7 separate regions of the Mus musculus genome follow, and all the other regions are linked to region 2. The links are chromatin loops, found by intact Hi-C in ENCODE. Cell type or tissue: heart. All regions are shown on one strand. Region 1 holds the start of Rab28 (RAB28, member RAS oncogene family). Region 2 holds the start of Gm7854 (predicted gene 7854). Region 3 has its middle 68 kb from the start of Gm43700. Region 4 has its middle 110 kb from the start of Gm40295. Region 5 holds the start of Fbxl5 (F-box and leucine-rich repeat protein 5). Region 6 holds the start of Gm35762 (a long non-coding RNA gene). Region 7 holds the start of Cc2d2a (coiled-coil and C2 domain containing 2A).

Region 1 (4,000 bases), 1.5 Mb before region 2:
TATACATTGTTCAACACTGGACAGAACTTTTAACAGAGGTGAAAACTAATTATACTAAACTGTCAACAAAGGCAAAATAATGTATGACTGTCTACATTTTAAATATATATAGAAAACAATTAATAAATTTCAGCATGTATTAAATATTAGCAGACAGATGAGTAAAACTTAAGAAAATATGTCAAATATTTTAAATACTTGATGAGATATATTTAAATTTTAAATATAAAAATAATACTAGACTTAATAGGCAATCTGGAGGTCTTTTAGATAATAGTATTGAAGTGTCATGGTTTTAAATGGAAAGCAAGTTCAGTTGTTCACTGAATGCAAATGAATATATGAAACAAAAACACAATGTGTGGCTAAAAAGAAAATCTAAGTAATGAAACCTATAAAAATATTCTAGCTTTTGTTGAATTAAAGTTTAGAAATAATGCTGATGTACAACAATTTGCTTCTTCGAAACGTTTAAGTGCACTTCCTAAACAGAAGCAGCCAAGCTCTGTTCTTTGCTCAAAAAAAAAAAAAAATAGCATCACATTAGACTGTTTTCTTCGGGACAGTGCTCTACGGGCAAGTATCCTGGGAACCCAAGGAATGGAATAACAGAAGACTCCAATTTTTGCAATTAGAATGAAACCGTGTGTAGCGGCCCTTGGAGCCCAAATTTCAGAACCAAAGCACGAAAGCGTGTGCAAAGCTTCCTTCCGGGAATGATGCAAAAGCTGTCACCACAGAAACCAGGTCCAACTCCAGCGCAGTCCCAGAGGCGGGAGAAGACGGGACGCTGGCAGGGGCAGAGGAAGAGGAACTTAAGCTACCTTCCCCAGGAGTGCTGCGACAGGTGTGAGGGCGCCCGGAGAAGCCGGCATGGCTTTAGTGGGAAGGTTAACCCGCAGTCGCTCGGAGACGCTAGGGACCCTCTCCCTAGAGCAAGTACCAGGCACCGAGGCAATGTTTATCCCATGTCAGTTCACAACTTCGGGTCGAGAACTTGGACCTAGGAGGCAGGGGACTAACTGCCTGCGGGTCCTCTCCTGCACGCGCCCATTCATCCCAGCAACCAACGGTCGCAGAAGGCTAGGCTTTAAAGTCCCTGTGTCCCCCGACATCCTCCTGCCCAGCACGGGAGCTCAAGAAATACCTATTGAATGAACCCTTGCACGGACGGGTGCTAAGAATGGAACTAAAGTGAGAGAGGACACTCAAGAGGCAGCTAGCGTGTGGGGAGGGCCCTCGGCCAGAGTGCATCGTCGCCATTCGTGTGGGTCCGGGTGGTGGCCCCCACCCCAGGAGCTGGCCTGGTCCCGCGGGCCGGCTGGCGGGCGGGCGGCGGGCACGCGCACAGGGCGCAGGCGCGAGCAAGGCCGCGGCCTGAGGCGAGCCAGGCCAAGGCTGGGGAGGACGCAGTGCTGGACAGCGCTCCGCTCCCCGAGGGCCCGACACGCCCGACCCGGACCACGCTTTCTGCAACCCAGGGAGCCGGGTCCGCTGGAGGACTGACCTTCCCCGAGGTGCCGTCCCCCAGCACGACGATTTTCAGTTGCCGGTCCTGGCTCTCCTCCTCAGAGTCTGACATGGTGTCCGAGGATGCTGGCCTGCCCCCGAGGTGGAGGACGGGAAAGAGGAGGCCTCCGGGGGCGGGGGTGAGGAGGCCGGCGGGCTGCACGAGCGGGTCCCCCGCCCCGGCGTCTCCTCCGCCCTGAAGGAAGCCAGGGAGAATCACTCACCGGCCGCCATCTTGCCCTCCTCCCCTCCCCCAGCAGGGCTCCGCCCCCCGGAAAGCCCCGCCCCTAGCGTCACTCAAAAGACGTCCCGTCCCCGCTCCAACCATCACACTGCAATGGGGGAGTACGTAGACGCAGACCGGGCGTCCCGGTTTGCTCGTGGGGAACATTGGCTAGGAGACAAAAGCAAGTTTTTTTTTTTTTACAGTGAAGTGAAACCACATTAGAGAAGAGTAGCTCTCGGGTGCCCTGTCCTTCTTTCTTGTTTTCATGAGGTCTGAGAACATAACTCACATGATTGATTTAGTCCAAGGGGGCGGGGACATGGTGAGGTTTTGTTGCCATGGAAGCCTGGAGCCTGAAAGAGGCGCGGGGGCGGGGTCTGTTTCTGGGCAGCCGGGGACGCTTCGGGCTGCGCGTGCACAGGATCCTTCCTGTCGGTGAAGGTGAGCACCCACCAGGAGGTTGGTATGCTAGTGGAGCTGCTGGAAACTGCTAAGGCCACAGCTGAGGGGGAGACATTTAGAGTGACCTGGGGCTCTAGTGCTGGCTCCTTTTACCCTCTTTAACTCTTCGCGTTCTAAAGACCCAGACTCTAATTTCATTAGTAAGACAGAACTGAGTGAACCATCATAGTCTTTACCTCTGCAAGCCTCAGAGTGGCCCTGGAGCCCTGGGGTTCCCGTGTCGTTAAAACAACCTTCCATAGTAGGATCAGGGCCTCCTTTGCCTGTGTTACCTTCAGGATCTCACAAGTGTAGTTTGCTGGAGGAAAATTGTTGTGTATGAAGTTCCAGAGAATGATGCTGCTATATAAAATGAAACCAGTTGTGTGTAACAACAGTATTTTAAATATCTGTGACAAGCTAAGAGCATTTAAATGAGAGTTTAAATATTTAAAGCCATTGTTTGTAAAGTAAAAAGGGGAAAGATCTTGTGTATAAGACTTGAACATTTCCAAGAAACAATCTAAAGGAAAATAGAAGTAAAACACAAAATACAAAAATGTCATTGGATTCTCAGGTACAGCATTCATAACAGGACCAGGTAGTAGACCCCTGCAAAGAGTAAACAAAAAGTTGTGAGAAGAATCCCAGGCATTTTATGAAATCAGGGATCTTTGCAAATACAACACTGGTTTTAACATAGCTTTTCGGGATTATTACAAACTATTTTAATACCTGCACATTCAAGGAGTGTGTTCATTCATGAAACACCTAAACTATAGATGGGTAACATCTAGTCCTTAGAATAATCTCTCATAGTTTCTCACTGCAAATTCCAACTAACTACATCCTAATACCATTGCTCTACCATGTATGACTTCTCAGATCAAACCAAATCTCCCCACACTAAAGATGTTTAAGGTGACTCAACAATGCTTAATCTTTCAAGTATCAGTGATCGTTGCTTTCTTCACAACACTTCTGAGCATTGAGGACATAGAAGAGAACAAACCTATGGGACTTAGTCTGAAGGGTGTAGTAGTAGACTACATCACGTAAAGATATCAAGGTCTCCTTAGCGAATAGTAGCCTGTGTAAAAGATGTAATTTCCAGATGTGATTACAGATCTAGTAACAAGAAGACTATCTAGTAAGACTTCAATTCATTCACATATATCCTTATAAGGAAGAAATGGAATCTGAGTTGGCTCAGACAGAGAGACAGAGAGAGACAGAGAGAGAGAGCAATATAACCATGAAAACAGAGATGGCAGTGATGGAGCCACAAACCAAGGAATGCCGGTGGCCAGAAGAAACTGGCAAGGAGAGAGAACAAATTCCCTTCTGGATCTTTCAGAGGGAACATATTCCCCACACCTTAAGTTCAGTCCAGTGGCACTGATTTAGAACCTCTGACCCCACAACTTCAAACAAATGTATTAGTTTCAACTAACAAGTTTATAGTACTCTGCTCTAGCAATCACAAGAAGCTAGTACAAAAAAAGACACTAATAGATCAACAAAATTTTTCAGGTAGGTTAAAATATTAAAACAATTCATAGATGGGAATAATATTAATTTATTATTGCTCATCACTAATGAAGATAAAATAATTTCAGAAAACATTCTGCTATAGTCTTTTTTTCTTTCTTTAGACAAGACCTCTTGCTGGAACTCACTGTAATAAACCAGACTGACCTTAAACTCACAGGGATCCATCTGCCTTTGAGTCCCACATGCCTTTGATTAATGGAGTGCCATTATGCTGGGCTCCCTTTGTGATATTCTTAACAATCTAATGGTTATTGTTCCGACTTGAAGCTG
Region 2 (4,000 bases):
CTGCTCAACAGCCCCAGCACCCTCCTGCCCGGCGCGGCGCTCGGCACCAGCGCCTTCAGCAGCCTGCAGAGCCCGGACCTGCCGCACCCCGGCGGCGGCGGGGGCGGGGGACCCCCCGGAGGGGGAGGCGGCTCCGCGTCTCCCCCACCGCTGCCCGGCTTCGGCACCCCCTGGTCGGTGCAGACCGCGTCGCCGCCGCCGCCCCAGCCTCCGCCGGCGACCCAGCAGCAGCCACCCCAGCAGCCGCAGCCGCCCCAGCAGCCGCCGCAACCACAGCCCCCGGGCTCCTCGGCTGCCACCCCGGGCAGCGGCGGCGGCGCGGGCGGCTCTCTGAGCGCCATGCCGCCGCCCAGCCCGGACTCGGAGAACGGCTTCTACCCCGGGCTGCCATCGTCCATGAACCCGGCCTTCTTCCCGAGCTTCTCGCCGGTGTCGCCGCACGGCTGCGCGGGGCTCAGCGTGCCGGCCGGCGGTGGCGGCGGCGGCGGCGGCTTCGGCGGCCCGTTCTCTGCTCCCACGGTGCCCGCGCCGCCCGCCATGAATTTACCTCAACAGCAGCCGCCGGCGGCGGCGCCGCAGCAGCCGCAGAGCCGGAGGTCACCCGTCAGCCCGCAGCTGCAGCAGCAGCACCAGGCTGCCGCAGCCGCCTTCCTGCAGCAGAGGAACTCGTACAACCACCACCAGGTAAGGCGTGCGCGGTGGGAACAGGAGCCGCCAAGCCCCCTCGAACGCCCCGGGCGCTCCGGCTTGGCGGCGGACCCGGGGTCGGGGCAGCACTCTCGGGAAGGCGGGCGGAGAGTGAGCAGCTAGGGCTGGGTCCTTCCCCGGGGTGACCGAGGGGACCAGAACTGGGGTTGTTCCCTTCTGGAGTTTGTCCTGAGCTGGGCTAATGAAGCCGAGGCGGCACCTGCAGCCGCACCCGCGGGCTGTCAGAGCTGGGAGGAACTGTCAGTCTGCGCGCGGCGGGCGGCCGCGGGCTGGAGTGCTCTCGACTTCTGCTCTTTTTAATGTTTGGTCACATCTTGAAGGGTTGAAGACCCAAGGCGCCCTTGAATCTAGGTTTTAATGTGTTTCCTCCTAGATGTCTCGACATGGGTGTGTACCGGAATCAGGGGGTATGCGGTATCATGAAATGACACCAAGCAGGCGCTTGGCTACTCTGTGTCCTTTCTGACTCAGGATGTTTTCTGTTATTGCCCCCAACCCGGACTCCGCCCAAGGCAGATTTTGGGTGGCCGTTGAGTTCGCTGATGTTGAGAGTTTCCTTGACCTTTAGTGGGGATAGCATTTATTATGGTGATCATTCGAAATCCAATGTCAAGATGAGGGATTGTCATGGAACCAAAATTTGACCTTAACTGGTTCTTCTCATAACTTTTCTGTTGACCAAAGTTTTCAAGAATGGATGCTGATTAAATTAACCAACGTCACAGTTAACAGTCTATCGAAATTAACCCAAGTAAAAGTTAACAGATTTGTTGGATTGTCTTTTATGCCCCAAGAATGGGGAAATATCAACTTTTGAAGTAATACACAATTTCCCATGGCTTATATGAGCAACTGTCTTTTGTGTGTCGGACTCTTCTCTTTTTAACTACAAGTTTGCCATTGAAATTGATAAATAATTTTGAATTCCCACAGTCAAAATAGAACGTTAGCAGGACATACTGCCGTGATTTGTATTTAACTGTAGTGTGCTCCAATAAACAAAAAGAAATGGGTTTTACCTTGGACTGTAAGAGGTCACACGGCTTTCATATGGAATTTTAGGTCACTGGAGAGGAACTTTGAACTGTGAGTCATTTAGTAGGCAAAATAAGGCCCTAGTGCACTGGGTAATTGTGCCTTGGCTCCTGGGCTGTGCTTTTCAGCTATGAGGACGGAGGAGGCTGTGTTTGCATGATTAAATTAGCATTTAAAACCCTGTAGTAGCATCCATTATCAAGGTTTTAAAATTTTCTTAAAGGAAACGTTTAACTTTATGATTACCATATTTATTGGGTTTTAGAAAGTCATAATCTATATTTCCACTGTCTAAATATTCCCAGAAAAATTTAGCCTTAGTTTATCGACAGTACAAATACTAGCAATTCCCAGGTCCTTTTAAAAAATGTACTGTGAATTTTCCATGTTTCGATGACTTAACTTGTCATCGACTCTATATTTGAATATAATTTGCTTTTGAATGTCAATGAACTTAACAGAGACTTGCCTTAAGATTACTAAAAATAAGCAAAGCCTGTGGTTGTTTATTGTGTATCTCAGTGGATCCACCTATGGGTAGCATCAGATAATTGCTTAGCAGTTCAAGGATAATTAAGTGAAAAAAAGAAAAGAAAACTGGAATAAAATACCTTAAAAGTTAAATTAACAATTCAGGAAAATGAAGTTGGGTTTTTTGTTTTGTTTGTTTGTTTGTTTGTTTGTTTCACCCTGTATTGACGTGTCCCTTAAAGGCATCTTCAATTCATTCTTAATGTTACCACTGTTTTTTGTTTTGTTTTGTTTTCCCAGAGTAGCCCAAACTGTTTAGAAAGCCTAAGGTCTAAAAAATTTGCTCCCATAGCTGAGGTCATTAAGAACATTTAACTAATACTAATTTAACGAGTAGAATATTGGTTACTTTAAGGATTTTCAAAGCTAACTGCAGCTTCAAAGTATATTTTTAGTAACTATCACAAGACATCACTGCTTTAGTAGATAGGAGGGTGAAAACTTCCCTAACTCGAAGTAAACAAGATTTCAAATAGCAAGATGGGAAGATTTCTTTTTGGAAGCCCCTTAAGAAATATTCTATTGGCTTTTGCGTTTCTTTCTTTATGGTCTCATTAAATTCGTGGTTCTAAAACTTAAATTATACGCTCTCTAAGGGCTGTAATTTAAATAGATATATTTTCCTCAGCCTCTTCTGAAACAGTCTCCTTGGAGCAACCATCAGAACAGCGGTTGGGGCACTGCGAGCATGTCCTGGGGAGCAATGCACGGCAGAGATCACCGCAGGAGCGGCAACATGGGGATCCCAGGGACTATGAATCAGATATCTCCGCTGAAGAAGCCGTTCTCGGGTAATGTTATAGCACCACCGAAATTCACTCGCTCTACTCCATCACTGACTCCAAAATCTTGGATTGAAGATAATGTGTTCAGGACAGACAACAATAGTAACACACTCTTACCCTTACAGGTAAGAATGGTATGTAAATATCCTCATTTCTAATGTTTATCTTTCAAAATAGGAAGTGGGGTGGTTGGAGGCATCAGTAGCCGTATAGGAAGATTAACAAAATTAATGTTCTAATTTTTAAGCATATCATTTAATTATTAGAGGGTAAAATACACAGAGGAAACAAAGAATTTCTCTGTAAATACACAATGAATGGAAATAAGCTTCCAAACATTTTAAAAAACTATGTTTCTCTCATACAGATTGAAGCCTTTAACTGGCAGTTCCTTAAAAGTGCTTGTTGTCTATTTCTAAATAGACAAGCAAAAATTGTCTTTCCGATTATATAGCCAAGATAAAAAAATTGTAACTGCAGTTGTGCATAGGTTTTTCTGTGGTCAGCTGTGTACATGTTAGATTATTCTTAATACTGCTGTGATTGTGGTACAAAAATATTAAGACTCTGAATCTAATTTAAATTACCTCACTGGTTCAGTGACTATAAATATAGACATATGTGTATATGTGATTTTTTTTCCAACTGATGATGGCCTAATAATATTAATGGAAATCATTTTTCCAGAACTGTTAATATTTTGTGATTCTTGCCAATGAGATTCAGTTTTTCTCAAAACTGTTAAGAGGATGAAACAAAAATTTAAGATAGTTTGATTGTTTTTCATTTCTATTTTTCTTTTTCTTGGGTGGGATGGGGAAGAGAACTGCTCATTTCTGATGCAAACTTCTATGCTATTGAAGGTGAGATCTAGTTTGCAGTTGCCAGCTTGGGGCTCAGATTCACTCCAAGATAGTTGGTGCACTGCAGCCGGAACATCC
Region 3 (4,000 bases), 270 kb before region 2:
ATGTACAGCAGTATGCTTCTTAACTCTGTCTTTCTGTCCAACAGTTCAGTAAGATACCCTACGGTAGGCTGTAGCTCTTGACATTTATTCTAATAGCTCAATCTCTTCAAATTATTTTCTCCTAAGCAAAATGCAGAAATGTCCCCTACTGAGATATGACTTTGTGTCCTATTAATATTTATATGTTGAAAGCATAGTCCCAAGGTGTACATCTGGAAATGATAGCCTTTGGGATGATGAGATCAAGAAAGTGGAGCCCCCACAGATTGGGTTTAGTATCTTTACAAAAGATGCCCAAGAGACCCTGTGCAACTTCCATATGAGCCCATATAAGGACTCAGCAAAAAGTGAGGGATTTCCAGACAGATTTAGAATAGACAAAAGCCTGAAGGCAAGCAAGAGTGTGCAGTGTCCTAAGAAGGCAGGAAACTTCAAAAAACTAAAATGTAAGGAGACAAGAGACAGATATATATATATATATATATATATATATATATATATATATATATATATATATATAAGATAAGCAAACCAGAAAAAGCTATATCTGCTGATACATGATCCTGGATTTCCCAGCATACACATGTATTGACAACAGTCTCTTATTGATAACCCATATTTCATGTGGTAGGTACTATGATGTTTTGAATGAGATATTCTCCCATACTCTTAGCATCTGAACACTTGGTTTCCAGTTTTTAAGTGTCTGTGAAGGCTCAGGATGTGTGACCTTTCTGGAGGAGGATTATGTCACCAGGATGGGCTTTGATTGCTTAAGACATCCCCTCCTTACAGTTCACTCTCTCTGCTTCATACTTGAGGTAAAGGATATGAGCTCTCAGCTTTCTGCTCCATGCACCATGCCTCTGCTCTGCCATTATGGACTCTAAGCATATGGAACACTAAGCCAAAGATAAACTCTTCCTTCTATAAGTTACCTTGGTCATGGTGTTTTATCACAGAAATACAACTAATACAGATATCGTTGCACATTGTGAACAGATGAAGATACTCCCTTGAATCTTATACTATTCATGTGAGCAGATAGCAGAGGAAGAAAACAAACTTCCACGCGTCCAGGGAGATATATCCTTTCTCAAAAACGAGGTCACCTTTAAGCTATTCTAAGCAAGGAAAGACATTCTTTTGACAACAATGGTATGTTCATAGTTGTTATTACCCACACTAGCCACAGGCTGTTCTAAAATTAGAACAGCAAGGTCCACTTCCCTCCAGACTGACTTCCCTGTGTCTTCAATGATTTATGAGCAAGAAAGGTCACTATAAAATCATCTGTTCACCAATTAGCCCTTAAATAATAATAAAGTTCACTTGAAATGTATTTTCCTTCCCTTCATTAATTTTACTATTTGATTCCTGCTACTTCCTTCTTTATCTTCCTAAGATCTCTTGACACAGGGGCTGTATGTCTGAGTTGGGATGCAGGCTGAGGGCTTGTTTTTCAAAGAAGGGGTTGTTCTTCCAGATGTAGGTAACTGGTCAAGCAAGTGTCTGGACTTTTTGGAACAGAAGCCACTGACAGTCCCAGAGTGACACCTGGGTGTGGTAGAAATGGGTGCTGGAGGTTTGAGGAGACTGTCCAAGTATACAAAACTGAAGCCACCCCTAAATACTGAGTTGGGCTTCCAGGAAAGAAAAGTTGAGGAAATTTTCAGACAGAAGCAACATGGCCGTAAAGACTGACAGCAAATGCCAGCAGTTATTGTCTGAGAACCCAGACTTTATATAGCTGCAGTGAAAAGACTTCGGGGAAGGGTAGGCGAAGCATATGAAGAGTTAAGAGGAGTCCTGTGGATAGAAATTTGACAAGCAATAACAATCTGAATCCTACTCAAAAAGCAAAATCCAACAGACAGATAGTTTTATAGAGAAAGAAGTGCAGCCTGGATTTTACAAGTCAAGCTTGCTTAGACAATGCTTACCTATCTCCTGTCGGGGGAGTCCTTGGCCAAGTTTGTCTTATTCCCTGGTCTCTCCTTGAGCACTGAGACACCACCAGGTAACAGGATTTCTAAGAACAGGAACCACAAATCATTACCAGAGAAACAGACTTGGGTGTCTTGCAGTGATTTTGTTTTAATGTGGAAGAGACTTAATTGAAGTGTCCAGTAATCGAAACCAGCAAATACTCCCTTCTAATGGGTTATTAATTAGCCTGCCTGTGCTCAGGATGGCTTGTTTAAAGAGATCTTGATATTTAGAGGGGATCTGTAGTGTCAAAGGTGTTCTTCTTCTGCCTCACGCATGACTGTCGATCCTTAGCCAAAGTAAATTGAAGTCCACTGGCTAATATTTAGATGGTAAGCCTGACATTTTCATTTTTAGGCTATTAATCATTTGCTGTAAGCCAGTTCATCTTGGCAAAAGTAGTCCTTATAGTATAGGTCACCTTCATCTTTGTATCAAGGCTTCTAAAACTGTGTATTGAACTAGCACCCTTCCCAATGATACTTTTAGCAAATGAGTAAAACTGTTTGCTTATCTCTCTGTACTTGCACGGATGTATTAGATAGCTTTTCAAAAATAAAACTATGGAAAATGCAATGCCAGCTATCTTCAGCGAAGCTTCCTCCTGCAGCAGATAGGAACAAATAAGGAGACCCACAGCCAGGCGTTACAAAGAGAGTGAGAGACCTTGGAACACTCAGCCTTCAGCAGGATATCTTCATTAAATCCCTTCCCTCAGGCAACCCTGAAGAAGGCGAGGCAGAAAGAATACAAGTGCCAGGGGGTGATGGAGAACATCAAGAAATTAACAAGATGGATGCACATATGAACACACAGAGACTGAGGCAGCATGCTCAGGGCCTGGATGGGTCTGCACTAGGTGGTGCTTTGGAGCTGAAAGGAGAAGTGAACACAGGCCCCTCATTACTAACCCAGAAGCAACCTCCTCCTTATAACCATTGGCAAATGAAACATCATTTTCCTCCAAGAGAGTCTCACTGGGAAAACAAACTACTCTTAAGGACAGACTGCATGTCCAGCAGTAGATGGCCAACAGAAAATGAACTCAATAGCATATTAGAAATCCCTTGCCTTATAATGTCCCCTCAGGGCTCTTCCTTTAAAAAGGGTTATTTTTAATTTATAAATATATATTTATTTCTACAAGTCTTTTGCAAATATGTTATTATTTCAAGTTGAGAGTTAGTTTGTATGTTTGCTTGTTGGTTGGTTGGTTGGTCTGTTTTCTTTTCTTTTCTTTTGTTTTTATGGTATTCCCAAGTATGTGAATGAATGATTAGTGTCTCTGATTTTTGTGCCTCCGCTTGGGATCCTTTTGTTTGCTTTGCCCCCAATTCTGATATGTTAGTTTTTGTTTGATCTTACTGCATTTTATTATTAGCTTTTAGAAGTCTGATTGCTTTCTAAAGAGAGACAGAAAAAGGGTAGATTCAGGTGATGTGGGAGTTGGGAGGAGCTAGGAGAGGGAGGAGAAATACAATCAGGATATATTACATGAGGAAAGAAATTAATTTTCTGTGACAGAACAATAAAAGTTGCAAGTGTGTGTGTATGTGTGTGTGTGTGTGTTTTCTGTATTAGGGCCTGAATAGACAGATCACCAGTTTAAAGCAGCTAGTTCTCTTATAGACCACCCAGGTTTGGTTCCCAGTACCTCCAAGTATGGAGACTCACAACCTCTTGTATCTCCAGTTCCCAGATATCATCCTCTTCTGATCTCCATGGATACCACAAGCATATGGTTTATGTAAAGCCACAAAGGTTCAGACACATGCACAAAAATTTTAAAAGAAAAATTTAAAAATATAACATTAATTACTAACCTTGGGAGAAACTTCCACATAGAAGAAGCTTAAACCAGGAGTCACATGGCTCCATTTATAAACTCTTCTGCCTCTGATTGGTAGTATAACCTTGAGGAAAATTCTTGATATCTCTGAACTCATGTGAACTAAAGGACTAGGGTCAGTCGAGAACCAGACAACCTAGTTTGGAATTAGTACAATCTGTT
Region 4 (4,000 bases), 820 kb before region 2:
TCAGTGCAGTAGAAATTAAAGCCTACTTTAAGAAACAATTCATGGAGCTGGTAGGCATGAATCATACCTTATATTTTTGTGTCTGCCTTAGATGCCACATTTTTTGCATTTGTTTCAGTCATTTAGCATCTGCCCATCCTGAATTAGAACATTTCCAAGACCTGACTGAAACAAATACACAGTGCAATGGCCAAGAAGAAGAGTTGCAAAGATGTCTAGCAATCTGTGACTCTGTGAACAAATTCTAGACTGTTGGATCTCTTGGACTCTTTGAGTTGAACTCCTTCCCACAAAATGACAGAAATAAGTGAAATGAATACAACTACTTTCCATGATACACATTTTGGGTCAAAATGGAGCTAGTTCTTCAGAGAATCTATGATATTCAGGCCCAGTCACCATTAGTCCATGACTACTATTCAGTTTTATCATCATGCTCTTCTAAGAATGAAGTTGATTGGATTTATCTAAAATGTTTTTGTATTATTGCTACCAAAAATATTTATTGAAGTGGGACTGATTGAAATGGAAACTTCACACCATAAGGGCCCATATTCCCAGGACAAAAGATCTGACAGTGAGGATATAATGATTATCTGTGGCAAAGCCCTATGATTTATTGAACTTCGAAGACATCTGACCATTGCTCCTATGGACACTAGTGAAGCTACTCTCTCCAGAGCATTCTGACTGACAACTCTTGGAAATCTTTGAGCACCCACATGATGTACTGAGTTATGTTCATTCTTTACATCACACTCTCTTCTGAGTGCTGCACTAAGACAAGGTAGATAAAAAAAGATTAGAAAAGCAGATCATACTGACTGGTCAACATAGGGAACAGAATGAGAAGAGAGGCAACACTCTAAACAGTTATTGACTAGGGTAAGCTATACTTATTGACAACTAAGACATGTGGGAAGTGAGAATTCCTCCCTTACAGCTACAAAGAAAGAAATAAAGGGGAAGGAAAGAAAAGAAAAGAAAAGAAAAGAAGAGGAGAGGAGAGGAGAGGAGAGGAGAGGAGAGGAGAGGAGGAAGAGAAAAGAAAAAGGAAGAGAAAAGAAAAGAAAAGAAAAGAAAAGAAAAGAAAAGAAGAAGAGGAGGAGGAGGAGGAAGAAGAAGAAGAAGAAGAAGAAGAAGAAGAAGAAGAAGAAGAAGAAGAAGAAGAAGAAGAAGAAGAAGAAGAAGAAGAAGAAGAAGAAGAACAACCACCCTAGGAACCAAGCAAGAGTGGAAGACAAATCAGAAACGACCTGACTACTCAGTTGACAAAGCGCTCACAAAGGCCAGGCCTCTTCACTGGCCTGCACTATCTCACCAGTTGCTTCCATTATCTGGTTAGTTTTATTTTCCTGTCCTTCTCTTCCTCAAACCAGTGACATTTAAAACTTCCAACAAAACCGGACAAGATAATAAAGTCTATCTATCATTTCTAGTTCTAGGATACATTATCTCAATATAGCTATAATTATTTGATAGCTCCAAGGTCGTCAGGCAGAAAGGAAGTCTGTGACCATCATTTGGAATCCATCCCATGTATATGACAATTGCTGAAGCTGTTTTATCTTTCCAGACAGTTAATATGGAGAAAATCACTAAGAACTTAGAATTACTTTAAAGAAATTACCAAATATTCATTGTCTAACTAACATGTAGAAATGTGTTTGACCTCAAAAAGAATAAAATGAAGTTCAATTATTTCGTGTATTTTTAAAATATATTCATGAGTACAAGATAAGAGCACAGATGGTAGTTAGGACTGTCTGATAAGATATCTAAGCAATGTACAAAGGCATGGAAAGGAACTGAAAAATAATTCCTGCTAGGAAAAATCTTGCCTGATGAAAGGTATATTTAAGTTAGTATACTGTAGTTTATGGAGTACTAAAAGGGCCTTGCTAGTTTCTTAACTGTAAACAGTTTCTGAACTGTGAAAGAAGAGTCAGATCAGATGATATCTTAGATACCATCCTGGATAAGGAAGTTGCCCTGGTTTGTTTTCTGTTGCTGTGATAAGCATCATTACAAAAAGAAAAAAGAAAAAAGAAGCAAAAAAGAAATTAACTGAAAATATGAAGAAATGTTTGACACATATCATTCTTCCACAAAATTCAATATTTGTGAAAATATTTTTTCCAAATTGTTAGAGGGGGAAGTAAAATTTTTACTCAAACAAGTAATAAAATTAGCTGCAGGTTGGTAATAAATGAAGCAGATTATAGTAGAACAGCACTTCAGGTTTTGCATCCAATTTTGTACTGAAAATATAGATGGTACTCATATAAATTAATTAACATTTCATAATGCTAATGAAAGTGGGTTTTCCTTTTTTTAAGCTGAGATTCAGCATTCTACTGCTGGAATTATTTACTACTTAAGTCCTACGGGTTTCCTAGAAAAGTGCCTATAATAACCTTAAGAGACCTCTAGAGGGCACTCCTCAAAACAGATCTAGGTCAAGTAGGGAGGAAGCAGCCAGCAGGAGGCAATTTTCTTTACAGATGTATAGAGATTGAAGATTTTTGTTTAGAGACACTTAATACCCAGCTTGCTTTTCCAAATGGCAAATTAACCTTAATAAATAATAAGACATGATTTGTAATATTCTAAATCTCTTGGGGCTTACATATCATCTCTGTAGTGCCAAATGCCACCAGCTCCTTCTAAATCCATTCAGCTTGGGTCCAGTACAAGACATGATGTTGAATCTAGAGGGAGCTGCGCAAGAATTGCACAATAGTTTGAGTCCCTCTAAATCACTTCTAGGGGGTGTTTATAAAATGTCAGCATGGAATGAAGCTGAAAACTAATAAAAGCATATTTGACATTTTATAGCTCATAACAGTTAGCACATATTTCCACGCACATTACCTTAATGAAACCTTAAAACAGGCACAAGTCTCATTTTATTGTCATTTACATTGATGGGATGACTGAGTCTAAGGACTAGAGGTAATGAAGCACATTCAGATTTAGTTCTCCGATTTCAGTCTCAATGACCTTTCCATCATATCATCCCTGCTTCTGATTACCCACGCAATCAAGTGAAAATCAGTAACCTTTCCATCGATGTTTCTCAGAGGATAAAGTCATGGGCTCTGAAGGAGGAAGAAGCAACGTGATCTTAGCTAATAAGTCATGGTCTTGGAAGCTAACCAGTGAATGGAAGAAGGGAGCTAGGTGGGAGTTGGCATAATCATTTCCCAAAGAGCTCCCCCACAGCATGCGAACTACACAGGTGCCAGGACACAGAGGTCACATTATACATACTGATTTTCATGGTTCATAAATCAAAATAAGACGAAACAATCTAAAAGCTGCGAAACTACTTACTTCTACTGTAGCTACTAGTTGTAATGGGTAAGAGGTGAGTCTCAAGACAAAGGAAGAAACCACAATGGAGGGACAGAAGAGGTAGTGTGGAAGATGAGGTCTGCTGGATAATGGGCTTGGCTCCAGTTGAACTGCTTTTACTTTAGTGATCTAGTTTATTCTACGCCCCCCTCCCCATTGGATCTTAAGGATTCAGTGCTCCGGATTAACACTGTCTACCACTAAAATAAAAAAGAAGAGATAGAAATTTTCATCAAACCATTAACTTTTGTTTTCTCTACTGATCCAGTGATACCTGACAGCTAATTTAGCTGGGAAAATAGAAACGTTAACTAAGGCATGCTTCCCTATTTGGAAATAAGGGTAGGTTAATTGGGCTGCTTATTAGTTTTGTTTTGTTTAAGAAACAAAACTACTAATGTGTGTGCGTATGTGCGTCTGTGTACATGAAGAAATTATTAAAAGGCATTAATGTGCACTTATGTAGGCTAACTCAGAAGAGCTATTGATGTGGCCGTGTTGAATCCAAAGATAGAAGAGAACTGACTGCATCCGTACAAAGACAATCCGACATAGGGCAGGAAATTTTCTTTCTCTACCTTCTATTCCATTCAATGCTGCAATTCAGTGATGTCCTCCAGCAGTAAGGATGGCAGTCTATTTT
Region 5 (4,000 bases), 550 kb after region 2:
GGAAGATCAGGAGTTCAAGGACAGCCTCTGAAATACAGTGAGTTCTCAAGGCCATCCTGTATTACGGGAGATTCTACCTCAAAAACAGTATCAGAACCAAACCAACCAAAGTATAATGACCAACTTCCTCATTATTTTAAAAAAGAGACTGGGTACTACATTACAAATTTTGATTATTTGGGAAGGTCATAATCCTTTGACAATGTTAAACATCTTAAGAAATATTAGCCTTTAATCCCAGGACTTATGAGGCAGAAGCAGGCGGATTTCTGCGTTCAAGGCCAGCCCGGTCTACAGAGTGAGTTCCAGGACAGCCAGAGCTACACAGAAAAACCGTATCTTGAAAAACCAAAAGAAAAAAGAAAAAGAAAAAGAAAGACAGACACACAGATAGACAAGCCTGGTATGGTAGCTCATACCTTTAATCCCAGGCAGAGGCAGGCAGATCTCTGGGAATTCAAGGTTAGCTGGCTCTATAGAACAAGATCCAGACACAGGAAAAACAAAACAAAATAGAAGGAAAAAGAGAAGAGATATAGAAAGCACCAAGGAAGATGTACACATTGACAAAATTTCGCCCATATTACCAGGGAGTCTCTGGACTACCTCTCCCCAAAACTAGCCATTAGTCTTCACTTCATTTCCCTTTTGCTTTTTTGAGAAATTCCTGAAATTAAAGGGTAGTGCAATGAAAAAAAAAATCAAAAGGCAGGGAGATTACAAACAACACAACCACTAAATGAGAACTACCGCGAGTATACATACTCTTCTGCTCAAGGCTTAGCCAGTCCTTAAGCCTCCCCTGGGAAGGTGGTACTCACCATTGCTGGGCCCCACTCTCACTGAGAGCTCTAAACTGTACTTGACATCTGGGTTCTATGCTCAGAGATTCCAATTTGAGTTAGGGTTCAGCCATCAGGATTTTAACAGCAAGCTTGGGCAACCAAGTAGTGTGAGCCATGAGCCTATGGTCTTGGTGTTTAAAGGTCCACTGGCTTAGGACTAACTGGGTTTGAGTTTATTGGTTTGTTTGTTTTTCTTTTCCCAAAATGGAGGGAGAGGACTGTGCAGCCAAGATGCTAAGATCCTACACTTCAAATTGCTGGTCTTCCCGTGGCCTACCAGGGAAGACATTGGCCTCCTTCCTAGCACCTCTCCAGATTGAAAGACAACTCTTGTTTGCTGTTAATAGTGGTGCTAATTCCACGTAATCTCTGATAATTCAATTTATTTTTACGTTTAAGTTAATAATTACTTAACAGCTATTTATTTGGTTCACCTTTTTTGCAAAACATATGACTGCCCAGAATTTACTCATATATGATCTTCCGAACATAAAGTGACAATTCAGAGTTTTCAGCATCATTAGAAAAAGGTTCCCAACTCATCTTCACAAGAGTGCTTCTTCAACTTCGGCTACACCCATTAAAAGTCCAAAGTGAGTTCCACTGCAAGGCAACTTTTCCTAGGGGCCCCTCTCATTTGCTTCCAGTAAAAAGTCCAACAGAGGAACAAATTCTACAAGGAATAAAGTATCCAGGAAAAATAAAAACTGGAAGGAAAAAAAGAGTAACCAGGAAAGAGGAGTGCAGGTCTTCCCAGTCCGTGTACCGGGCTTGTGTACGGAACCAAACCAGTGCAAAGCAGGCAGGTAAAATAAGCCTGCTCCAGGGGCTGCAAGACGCTGCCTGTGGAGCCAGGAAGCAAGTCAAGAGGTCCAGAGAGAGGATGCAGTGTTTGCAGAGCGACTAAAAGAGCCCGAAGGGACCGGGCGAGCGGTGCTGTGGCTGCGAGTAACCGCAGAAGCGGCCTGCGGACGGGGAGCGGGCACCCCGCGGGCGGCCGAGCCGGACGGCCGGGAGCGCCCCTCACCCCGGCACAGGTCAGTCCCGCGAGCGCTCGTCCCAGGCCGCGGCCAGCGCGGGCTCCCGGGACCCCGGTGGGAAGGTTCGGGAGCCGCGCGGGTGCCGGGGCGCGGGCGACGGGCTCGCGCGGCGCCAACGCGGGGGTTGCGGGAGGCACGCAGGCCAGGCCTCCCGGAACCCGGCCGCTCCTCCGCGGCCGCCCTCCGCCCCGCGCTCCTTTACCTTGTCGCAGTAGCGCCCCACCAGCTGCTTCATCCGCCAGTGCGGGGCGGTGAAGACGTCCACTTCATCGGGGAAGGGCGCCATCGCCACTGCCTCAGCGTCCGCCTCAGCAGCCGCGGCCGCCGCCTCTCCATAGACACCCTCGCCGCGGGGCAGAGGCGGCGCGCCCCCCTGCGCATGCGCCCGCCCCGTCGGCGCGCGCGCCCGGGCGGTTCCGCGGGGCCGTGACGCGGGGGCGCGCGGGCCGCCGCCATGCGGTGCCGCGGCCCACGTGACCGGCGCGCGCGCTGAGGCGCCCAGAGCTCTCTCCTCCGGTGGGCATGGTCGTCCCTGGTCCCTTGCGTTACATCTCTTAAAAAATCGCACTGTCCCAGGGCGAGGGTCTTCAAGGGCGCTTCTCCGGGTGCCTGGCCTTGAGGCAGGGACCTGCGTGACCAGATCGAGCCTGCGTGCTCTGGACGGGCGGGCTGTGCGCGCGCCGAGCCCTCAGCCGCCTTTGCTGCCTCGTTCGGGTTTTGCTAGGCCTGGGATGCTGGCTCTGGGCCTAGCATGGCCTCTCCCCTGCGGCTGAGAGCTGGGGACCTGGCAGCCCCTCCTCACCCCTCCTGGCACGGAGCAGAGTGGGATGGTGGCCCTGGGGAACTGGAAACACCAGAGGGAGGACCAACACCTCAGATCAGGAACGACAGTCCCAGAGCGGCCAGATGAGCCTGCGGGGGTTTGGGGGGGGTGGGGGGGGCGGGGAGCCATCATGGCTGTCTAGTAGGGAGAGAGCCTTAGCACAAATCCCGCCATTTTAAGCCGAGGAGGCTCAGACAGGAAGAAAGGGCCATAAATGAGGTCACTGCCTAGAGAAAGGCCAGTGCACGTCACCTGTCCTCATCTAAGCCCTCCAGTAGACTTTTCCCAAGTATCAGAGCCGGCTCTCACCCCGTGGCTTTAGAATTCGTGGAAAAATGGGAGAAACACGGGCAAGGCTGAGAACCTGGGAAGGGTGTGTCGTTTTCTCAACAACCATAAACTTTGAACAGTAAGCAGAAGATATGCTACATTATTCACCTTTGTATTTCCTACCCCAAATTCATGTCAATGGTTAAAAGGAACCAGACTCTCAGAAAATGAATAAAAAGATACTTCTATTAGTGCAGCTAGTTCTGGTTACCTTTTGATATTAACATGCAAATTGAGCTGGAAAACAGACTCTGGAGATGAAGCTTAGGTTCATGGTTTCACCAAACTCTAGTTGTACTAACCTTGGAGAGCGACCTGACTTCTGTGTTCTGACCGCAGTATTCTCTTATGTAAAATGAGATGAGGGGAATAAATAACCTACTTCATAAGATTTTAAGGAAAACGGAGTACGTGTATTTTTGAAGTGCTAATAGGAATACCTCATCACGAATACTCCCTGTAAACAATGTTAGAGAAAACAGCTATGACAAAGGAAATTAAGACATTGCCCAGGATTTCACAAATCAGTACATAAAATTCTGGCCAAATGTATCTAGATCTGACGATAAGTTTGTTCCTGTGTACTGTATTAGTTGGAACAAAGAGGTGACTGAAGAAAAAGAAAAAGAAAACAACAACAACAAAAATAGCTTACAGAACTGATAAGTCTTGACAGATTTCTCCCTCCCTCTCCACCCCATTATTCTTCTTTCCTCTGTTCCCTTCTCTGTTTCCCTCTTTTCCCCTTCTTTTCTCCGCTGTTTAAGCAGGGCTTTGCCTCCATATTTTTAACAATTCTCAAAAGACATTTGCTAACCCCTCATTTGTTATATCCTAATCTTTCACTCTAGCCATCTTGGAATATAGACTCCGACTTCAGTGTACCAGTTACATAGAGCTATATGAAGAGATTTTCCTCAGTAGCTGGATCAAGAATACCAGAATAAAGAAAGAATGAGGGA
Region 6 (4,000 bases), 440 kb after region 2:
GGATGGCTTAGATGTCTCAGAAGCTTGTCCAAAGCCCAAGAAAACTAACAATTGGACTCCGAGCCATGCTCGTCCTCTTGGGCATCATCCTCTTGATGATCTCTAACCTACAACAGTCCTTTGCTAGCAAGTCTGGGGAAAGGAGTTAGGATGGGGCCTCTACTCAGTACTCCTGTTAGACAGAGCTCATCACAAAAACAAAAGCTAAGCCACACCCATTCTCTGGCTGGGATCTCAGCTCCCTCCTCTGGAAGTGACCTCCATGTCCTAATCCCAATAGCTAAGGAGGAGGGGGAATGGGGAGATAGGAGAACGTGGATCAGCCACAACACAAGGTTTCTACACTAACATCCAAGTTCTGCATTCCAATTCTGCTTCAGTGGATTTAGTGAGGCAGTAGGAGAATCGATGAACTTGTTGTTGAGATTGTCTCACTTTGGAACTCAGGCTGCCCTTGAACTTTCTGGGTGGCCCAGGCTCGCTGCCTTAGCTCCTGGGTGCAGGGATCACAGGTGTGTAATACACAGCCAGCAAATTTAAAGTGTCTCATTCACTCAAAAGTGCCGATGCCCCTATTTGCAAAATTTCATAACTCAAAATGTCAAGGTTTGAGCACGTCAGAGATATTAGCTCTAATATCTTCGGTATCAGATGTACAATGCATAACGTGAAAAGAAGAATGCGACCTTCATTGGCCTTTTACCTGTCCAAAGAGATCTGCCAACATTCCCTGTGAGTTGAACTTTTCCTGCTAATTCAACTTACACTATTCTTTCCTTTTTCCTTTACCTGCTACTCAACTTAGAAAGCAGTAAATGAAATCCCACACGTGAGTCCATGCCGGTCCCCACTTCTCCATCTGTCCTGGAAGCTTCACTCAATACTCACCTTTCTTAATGAGAGTGGGGACCACAGTGTATTGCCCTATAACATCAGGACCTGGTACACAGTAGGTGCTCAATAAATGTTGAAAGTATGAATGAGCACTTGTAACAATAAAAATAGGAGCCTTAGTACCATCCCATCCCACTTATTTCAGTTAGAGGAGAAGTTGGCTAGAGCGTACCTATTCTGAGAAGAGTGGCGGGTAGGTGGCCACTTAGATTTTGTTTTCTGTCCCTTTGCTAACTCTGTGGTGGTGAGAACTGATGTCAGGGAGGAACTCGATACCTCAAGAGTCTTTTCTTCTCTTTTCCTTTTGACAAAGGACTTCACTGGAGATGGTGTGGACACAGAGGCGGGAAGACGGAAGAAGAATTCAAAGGTGCGAAGACAGCAGAGAAAGAAAAAGGTGAGAGGTGATGAGAACCTGTGTCTGTCCGGGCAGAGTGTTACTGATCCACATCACTGATGGACAGACGGCCTGCGCTCACCTCTGGGGAGCCACACAGGATACACCTGTGATGGCTAATCTTGGCTGTCAGTCTGACACTCGTGGGATATCTGTGGAGCCTTTGCTTGTTTAATAATTGATGTAGAAGGGTCTGGTCCACTGTGGGCAGTGTCTGTATAGTAAAGGCAGGTGATCAAGAGCCTGGCAGCAATACAGTAAGCAGTACCACTCCCTCCACAATCTCTCCTTCAGTTCCTGCCTTTGGGTTCCTGCAATGAATTCCCATCTTGACTTCCCTCTGTGATGATCTATTACCTAGATGTGTAAGATGAAAAAAGCCCTTTTCTCTTCAAGTTGCTTTTGGTCACAGCAATAGAAACTTAACTATTATGGCCCAGCAGAAAACATCCCTCTTTGGGCTTACTCCTGGAAGCTGTGGGGCAGGGATGTGTCTAATGTGAGATGCTGGTTGTCGGGCTTATAGAGATGGTACTCAGAATAAAGCTATGACCAGTATTAAGAGCTTGCTTCCTCTCTCTCCTCTCTTTCTTGCTTCCTTCTTCCCTCCCTCCTTTCCTTTCTTTCTTTCTCTCTCTCTCTTTCTTTCTTCCTTTCTTCCTTCCTCCCTCCCTCCCTCCCTCCTTTCCTTCTTTCTTTCTTTCTTTCTTTCTTCCTTTCTTTCTTCCTTCCTTCCTTCCTTCCTTCCTTCCTTCCTTCCTTCCTTCCTTCCTTCCTCCCTTCCTCCCTCCCCCCCTTCCTCCCTCCCTCCCTCCCTCCCTCCTTTCTTTCTTCTTTTCTTTCCTTCTCTGTGTTATCCTGTCTCTTCAAGTCTAGGAAAAAGGAAAGCAGCTAATTTGAGTATTGCCACTGATGGCCATAGACTATGGTGGGCGGTAGATGGCAGTGCAGGATAACAAATCTTAAGAGACTCCCTCTTTCTCCTATCCCGAGTCCCAAATTTTCAGCCAAAGATTAACTCCTGTCTCCCCAGCCTGCAGCCCCTGTTCCCCCACCTCTCTGCAGGAGTTCCATTCCTCCGCTGGAAACATCCCTGTAAGGTAACTCAGTTCCCTTATTAAAGAGCTGCTCTCCTGGAGAAGAAAGACAAGAAAGGGGCTTGTTATGGACTCGCCTGGAGTAATCATTAAGCCAGCCTGGGAGGGAAGGAAAGGAAGCGCCATTTTGAATTAGCAGTCATAAGACGAGACTAGACTGCCGGCTGAGGGCAAACAGACCTGGGCGGTGGAGAGAGCACTGGAAAAGAAGGGGACACCCCACCCCCACCCCCACCCCCATTCCAGCTCCTTGCAGCACACTTCCTGCTTCCCAGGGAAAGAGGGGAGAAAAGGACCCTTCTACCTTTCCTGCAGGCTGAATGCAGCCTGGGGAAGTGCGCTGGGGACAGACGGGAGCTGCAGCAGCGCCATGGGGCCACTCTCTGGCCACGTGCCTGAAGTTTTTACCCATTCTTACCAGTTCAGCCTGTTTGTTGCTCTGCAACCCTGGGCAGGGGACCCTGAGATGTCAGATAAAAAGTGTCTTTGAATCACAGAGTGAACAGAGAGCGACCAAATAAAGCTGCCTGGCATCCAGGACCTAGTAGGAGAAAGCCACAGGAGGGATGTAACAATTCAGTGGCTGAGTTTCAGAAACCCGAAATGAACAGGCACACTCCCGTTCATTTAGCCTGCTCTAGAGCCTTGATGCCGACCAGGGTTTTTATTCAGATGTTCACATCCTTTAGAGTCATCTAATCTATTTCCATCTGAATTTCTATGCTGCAATTCTTTGTGTATAACAATGAGTTCAGAGAGAGAGAGAGACAGACAGACAGACAGACAGACAGAGTATGGTTCCCCATTCATGGCAATGCTTTTACAGAGTAAGTGGTTACAGGCTTGCCCAGAGTTCACAGCCAGGCTGAATTGGCTGTGAGCTTTATTCGGTCTGGCCACACAGACATCCATACCACCCCTGCTTCCTCAAGACTTTGATGAAGATACTATAGACTGTCCTCAGGTGCACCTAGTGTGGAAACAGAATCAGCCCAGATTAGCCAGAGAAGCTTGAACAGTTCTTTCCTGTCGATCTGGAGCTGGAGATGAAGTGTTCTCCTGTGATTCCTACATAGCTTAAAGTTTTGGAAATTATCGTCTTATTTGGGGATGTCTCAACACTATGGTGGGAAGACCGTTAGTAGCAGCTCAGGCTGATCTGAGCAAGAAACCACAGTCTATAACGTGGATGGTACTAGGGCCCATCCCTTCTAAGGTACCCACCACTTCTTAAAAGGAACTGAGCCAACTAAACTCCTGATGTCTCAGAAACCTCTGATCTATTCACAGCCACCCGCCTCTCCCCCTGAGGAAATGGTGTCAGACAAATTCCAAGATGGTGGGCAGCAGGAAGTGGTGGAGGAAGAGCCCGAGACCAACCTCCTGAGCTTGACAGCCCGGCGGGGGCCCCGGAGTGAGTATCTTGGTTTATTTGGCTGGTAGTTATTAACTGCCAACCACAAGCTCAGCACTGAGCAGCATGAGGCTTGATTTGGAGCATTGTTTTTAATGTATGACCAGGAGCAAGGCTGCCTGGATAGGACAAAGCTAAAGGGAATATAGTAACACACAGAGGTTGAGTTTTGGAAGCCCTTCTTGAAGGGAGCTTCAC
Region 7 (4,000 bases), 430 kb after region 2:
ACACCATGGAGGGTGTTGCTTATTGGCTTGCTCTTCCTGGCTTGCTTGGCCTGCTTTCTTATAGGTTCCAGGACTACCAGCCTAGAAATGCCACAACCCACAATGGTCTGGGCCTTCCCACATCAATCAGTCATTAAGGAAATGTCTTACGGGCTTTTCTACAGCCTAACCTTATAGAGGCATTTTCTCAATTACGGTTCACTTCATTCCAATGACTCTAGGTTGTGTCAAGTTGACATAAGACTGACCAGCACACACTGTAAGGACCCTACCTCTAATAATGTCAGGTTCTGTGGTACTGGGAGTGAAGATGTCAATATGTTATGAAGACCATATTAGTACCTCAATCTGATATCTTCCTTCTCCCCATCACACACACCACACAAACATGTTGGCTCATGTGTACACTGTACACACATATGTTAAAAAGTGAACTCTGGGTTCTCTGGTACGGTGAGACATGAAGACACAGACATGGCTGTCTTGTAGAAAGGTTATTCACACAGATCCTTCAAAGCAGGAAATGTCTTATAATTCTATAACAGAATATCACAATGGATATAAATTTGTTTCTTGGGCTGGGAAAAAAATGACTCAATCAATAAGATACTGGCCCAGAATAAATACTGAGCTCAGGTCTCCAGCACCCACATAAAAAGCCAAGTGGCTACAGGCATCTATATTCCCAGCACTGGGGATACAAAGACAGACCAATCAACCAAACACAATCAGCAGCAGTCTCCAAAAACAGCATTCTCCAAACATCAGGCTCCAAAAGAGACCCTTTACTGGGGTTTTCCCTGGAAGGAAGGTTGTGGCATGGTAAGTGTGCTGGTGGGTTTAGAATTAAATAATTTGACTTGTTTCAGAATATTCTGGATCATAGACATGCTCCCTAAGCACCTGCCTCCAGAGTGACTTAGAGCAGAGGGGTACTTCTTGGTGATTGCAGTAGATGGAGATGCCAGCTTGGGGTCAGTTAGTACGTATCAAAGAGAATATATGCATTTCCTTGGAGTCATTTATTGTCTCTAGGAATTAGTTAGCTTCAGAGATCTATCTAAGACCCATGCAGTGAATGCCAGAGCTTTAGGGATACAGAAAATAGGGGCTGGGAGATAGTTCTATTAGTAAAGGGCTTTTCATCACACAAGCATGAGGACCTGGCTTTGAAGGTGGCTAACACTCAGCATGGTGGCCCACGTTTGTTCTATCAGCACCAGACAAGCTAAGACAAGCAGGGATCTGGAGTTAGGCAGGCAGCCTAGCCTAATCACCAAATGCCAGCTTCCAGTCAGAGGTCTTGTCTAAGAAACAAAATGGCAGGCTTCTGAGGAACAACACTTGGGGTTAGGAGGCCGCGGTCTGTGGAGTTCCTTGATCTGTGGTTGTCTTTGGCCTGTAGAGTCTGAGTCTGCTTACTACTGTTCTCACTACTTGGCCTTTTCTCCTGGTTTCTTGCCTTTTTTTTTTTTTTTTTTTTTTTTTTTGAGCCATCTTGTCTGTATCCCTGCTGGGCCGCTGGGTCATTTGTAGTGAAGAGTTGAAGAAACAGAGGTTAGGCGTGTGCGGTCCAGCTTCTGTGCACAGCCAGCCAACATCCCTAATGCAACACACGCTGGAGCTCTGATAGCTCTGATGCCCGGCCACATAGTCTTTGCTACTGCTTACTAGGCAGCTCCACACAACATGGCCCCTCCTGATTCTAAACCACTCTACTTATCAACACCTTCTGTCCTTGACCCAACAGGCCATGCAACCCAGAGACATAAGGCAGGACACCCTGCTGAGAGCCTGAGTCCTCTCTGCTAGGCTGCCCAGTTGCTTTCCCTTTGTCTCTCTTCAGCACGTTATTTTTCCACTGCTTGCCCAGCAAGCTCATATTCCAAGTCTTAAAAGTAAACTGCCACTTTAAAAAAAAAAAGCGGCCGCCTAGTGACCTTCCCTGGGAACTGGTTGCTAAGCTGGTGTTTTTTTTTAAACCCTGAGATATGGCTGCAGCTTCCCAGGGAGTAACCTCTCTTACCCCAGCCCACCCTTTCGCTCATTTCTAAAAGGTTCTCTGGCTTGACACAACTGGTCTCTCATCTCATCCCTTCAGCCCAGCAAGTGGAATCTGCAAACTTCGTTTTGTAGAGTGGACGAAGGTAAATCAGTCTTTAACAGAGACAGGCTGCAGTGTCCTGCTTTCCTCTCCTTTCCGTTCCGGCAGAGAAACCAGCCCCTCCCTGGTGCAGTGAGAGTGGAATGAATGCTTTGTAACGTTAGGGACTCTCATCTTGCTAACATTAGAGACCCTTCATCTTGCTTGCAGTTTCACTCTCTCAATGCAAAGTGGGGGCACTGCAGGGACAGCTCTGATTTCAGCTGCTGTCTGGCTTGCAGGGGAAAAGCAAACCGGTTCACAGAGAGCCTCTCTGGTCAGTGTGCTGCTAAGCACTAGCTGCGTGTTGCTTTCGGGCCTTTAGTTTAAACTGCTCCGGGGAAGGGGAGGGCGGGCCGGAGGGAGTACTCTCCGTGTGGCGAGCTCCACTTTTCTTGTTATTGGACAAAGAGCTCTGAACCGCAGGGCTGAGGTCTGCCAAGCTTTCAGAAGTCTACTGGCCATCAGCTCAGCTGTTTTCATTTTAGGTGCTATGAAATGCTAGGTGCTATGAAATGCTAATAAAATCTAATGAGAAATACATGTCTGCTATTGCATTTTATATAACATTTCTGCAAATAAGTGTAACGACAGCATGCTTTGTATAGAGGGGAACTGTATATGGATAGAGAAAATATGTGCATATATGTATACATAGAGATAGAGAGATATGCACATATATAAACATAGATCAATCTGTATATAGATAGTTGGCCTAGAGTTCACTTACAGAGTCATTTATTCAAGTTTTTAGTGAGCATCAATGATGCAGCAGATGAAGAACTCAAGTTTACAGTGTACAAAACCAACTTAGACCAGGTCCAGTGGTGAGACTTTGCTGGGGAAGCAGATGTAGAAACAGATAATGAGATCAGTGACAAAACAGACTTGTAAAAAGGTCTAAAGAGCTTGGCCCACAGCGGGACTCCTGCCATAGAGGTGCTTCCAGCACCCCCTGTGCAGCTGAGCAATCCCATGAGCAGAGCCTGGGTGCTGACCTGGCCTCATCAAGTGAAAGGTGTCCCGTCCATCTGATTAAATGACCACACACAGCTGTGTCACTCACCTGGTACCCTAGAAGCTGGGGCTAGAGTAACTTGCTGCTACATAATTAATCATTAAAAAGGCACAGGATGGCTCCTGAGAGTTCACAACTTTGAGCGGGCCCTCCCACTCGAAAGGAAAAGCCTCGTCTCTGAAGAGAGAAAGTGAGCATGCGTGGAGGGGAGGAGGTTCCAGCAACATTTTAAACAGACGAGGGAAAACAAGTGTCCTGGTCCTGGCTGGAGGAAGGGGAGAAGAGACTTGTGTATGGCTGTCAGGGATGGGTGACAAAAACTAAAGAGAGTAAAGGGATAGCACTCAACACCCTAAGGTTTTCTTATGGTTCTCTTCCATCTCTGAACCTCTGTTTCCCCTCTCCATCCCTTCCTCCCACCTCCCCTCGCAACCATGACCTCTTCATCTGACCATCCTGGTTGGTAAAAAGATACTCTAAAGACACATTTGTGTATCTCCTTCAGCTATCGGACCATTAAAACAATGGACTCTAAGCCATTAAAACAATGGACTCTCAGAGCTGTATTTTCTCAGTATTGAGCGCTGGGAGAAGGAAAAGATGGGCTGCTCGTACCAGCACAAGGGAGGACTTGTCTCCAAAAGACAGTTCTGACAGCTTGTCAATCACCTTGCAGAAGGTACAGGGACAGAGACAATGCCATGTCAGTGATGGAAAGGACCACACTGACCAAAATTGCTTAGCTATGTATCCCTCCTGGTACCTTTTATTCAGACCCAAATTTCATATCAGGACCCTGGAAGACTGACTGTGACATTACTGGGCACCTCTGTTCCACT

The links. A loop is a pair of places that touch in the nucleus more often than their neighbours do. Peaks named below come from ENCODE experiments on the same cell type or tissue, not always from the same donor. Only the 100,000 strongest peaks of a DNase experiment are listed, where the experiment ranks them.
Region 1: it touches region 2 in a loop (5-fold over the local background); 2 of 42 quality-filtered maps call a loop at or near these places.
Region 3: it touches region 2 in a loop (2.1-fold over the local background); 12 of 42 quality-filtered maps call a loop at or near these places.
Region 4: it touches region 2 in a loop (8-fold over the local background); 10 of 42 quality-filtered maps call a loop at or near these places.
Region 5: a loop joins it to region 2, with 3 times the contacts of the local background. A loop is called at or near these places in 8 of 42 quality-filtered maps.
Region 6: a loop joins it to region 2, with 2.2 times the contacts of the local background. A loop is called at or near these places in 4 of 42 quality-filtered maps.
Region 7: it touches region 2 in a loop (2.5-fold over the local background); 4 of 42 quality-filtered maps call a loop at or near these places.

What each region holds. Positions count from the first base shown.
Region 1 is chr5:41,706,398-41,710,397 of GRCm38, forward strand. It overlaps Rab28 (RAB28, member RAS oncogene family), which reads right to left and starts at 1,782. Exons shown (of 7, transcript NM_027295.3): 1 at 1,508-1,782. The coding sequence starts at 1,582. In heart, no CTCF peak of the experiment used is centred here; DNase peaks (open chromatin) are centred at 824, 1,784 and 2,074; H3K4me3 peaks cover 2,265 bases; H3K27ac peaks cover 1,767 bases.
Region 2 is chr5:43,234,405-43,238,404 of GRCm38, forward strand. It overlaps Cpeb2 (cytoplasmic polyadenylation element binding protein 2), which reads left to right. Exons shown (of 12, transcript NM_001368806.1): 1 at 1-684; 2 at 2,903-3,184; 3 at 3,923-4,000. It overlaps Gm7854 (predicted gene 7854), which reads right to left and starts at 950. Exons shown (of 8, transcript NR_028417.2): 1 at 548-950. In heart, a CTCF peak has its summit at 2,287; DNase peaks (open chromatin) are centred at 817 and 997; H3K4me3 peaks cover 3,504 bases; H3K27ac peaks cover 3,757 bases.
Region 3 is chr5:42,968,629-42,972,628 of GRCm38, forward strand. No RefSeq gene overlaps it. Among named protein-coding and RNA genes, the nearest start is that of Gm43700, 68 kb to the right of the region's middle. In heart, CTCF peaks have their summits at 1,205, 1,944 and 2,831; no DNase peak of the experiment used is centred here.
Region 4 is chr5:42,410,048-42,414,047 of GRCm38, forward strand. No RefSeq gene overlaps it. Among named protein-coding and RNA genes, the nearest start is that of Gm40295, 110 kb to the right of the region's middle. In heart, a CTCF peak has its summit at 2,449 (motif pointing right); no DNase peak of the experiment used is centred here.
Region 5 is chr5:43,779,878-43,783,877 of GRCm38, forward strand. It overlaps Fbxl5 (F-box and leucine-rich repeat protein 5), which reads right to left and starts at 2,272. Exons shown (of 11, transcript NM_001159963.1): 1 at 2,088-2,272. The coding sequence starts at 2,171. In heart, no CTCF peak of the experiment used is centred here; a DNase peak (open chromatin) is centred at 2,284; H3K4me3 peaks cover 2,485 bases; H3K27ac peaks cover 1,912 bases.
Region 6 is chr5:43,670,014-43,674,013 of GRCm38, forward strand. Cc2d2a (coiled-coil and C2 domain containing 2A) reads left to right here. Exons shown (of 38, transcript NM_001359906.1): 4 at 1,208-1,291; 5 at 3,679-3,802. It overlaps Gm35762 (a long non-coding RNA gene), which reads right to left and starts at 1,930. Exons shown (of 2, transcript XR_376931.3): 1 at 1,374-1,930; 2 at 1-1,214. In heart, a CTCF peak has its summit at 2,235 (motif pointing right); a DNase peak (open chromatin) is centred at 2,388; H3K4me3 peaks cover 1,241 bases; H3K27ac peaks cover 1,360 bases.
Region 7 is chr5:43,660,413-43,664,412 of GRCm38, forward strand. Cc2d2a (coiled-coil and C2 domain containing 2A) reads left to right here and starts at 1,967. Exons shown (of 38, transcript NM_001359906.1): 1 at 1,967-2,147. In heart, a CTCF peak has its summit at 1,971; DNase peaks (open chromatin) are centred at 1,799 and 2,309; H3K4me3 peaks cover 1,963 bases; H3K27ac peaks cover 2,523 bases.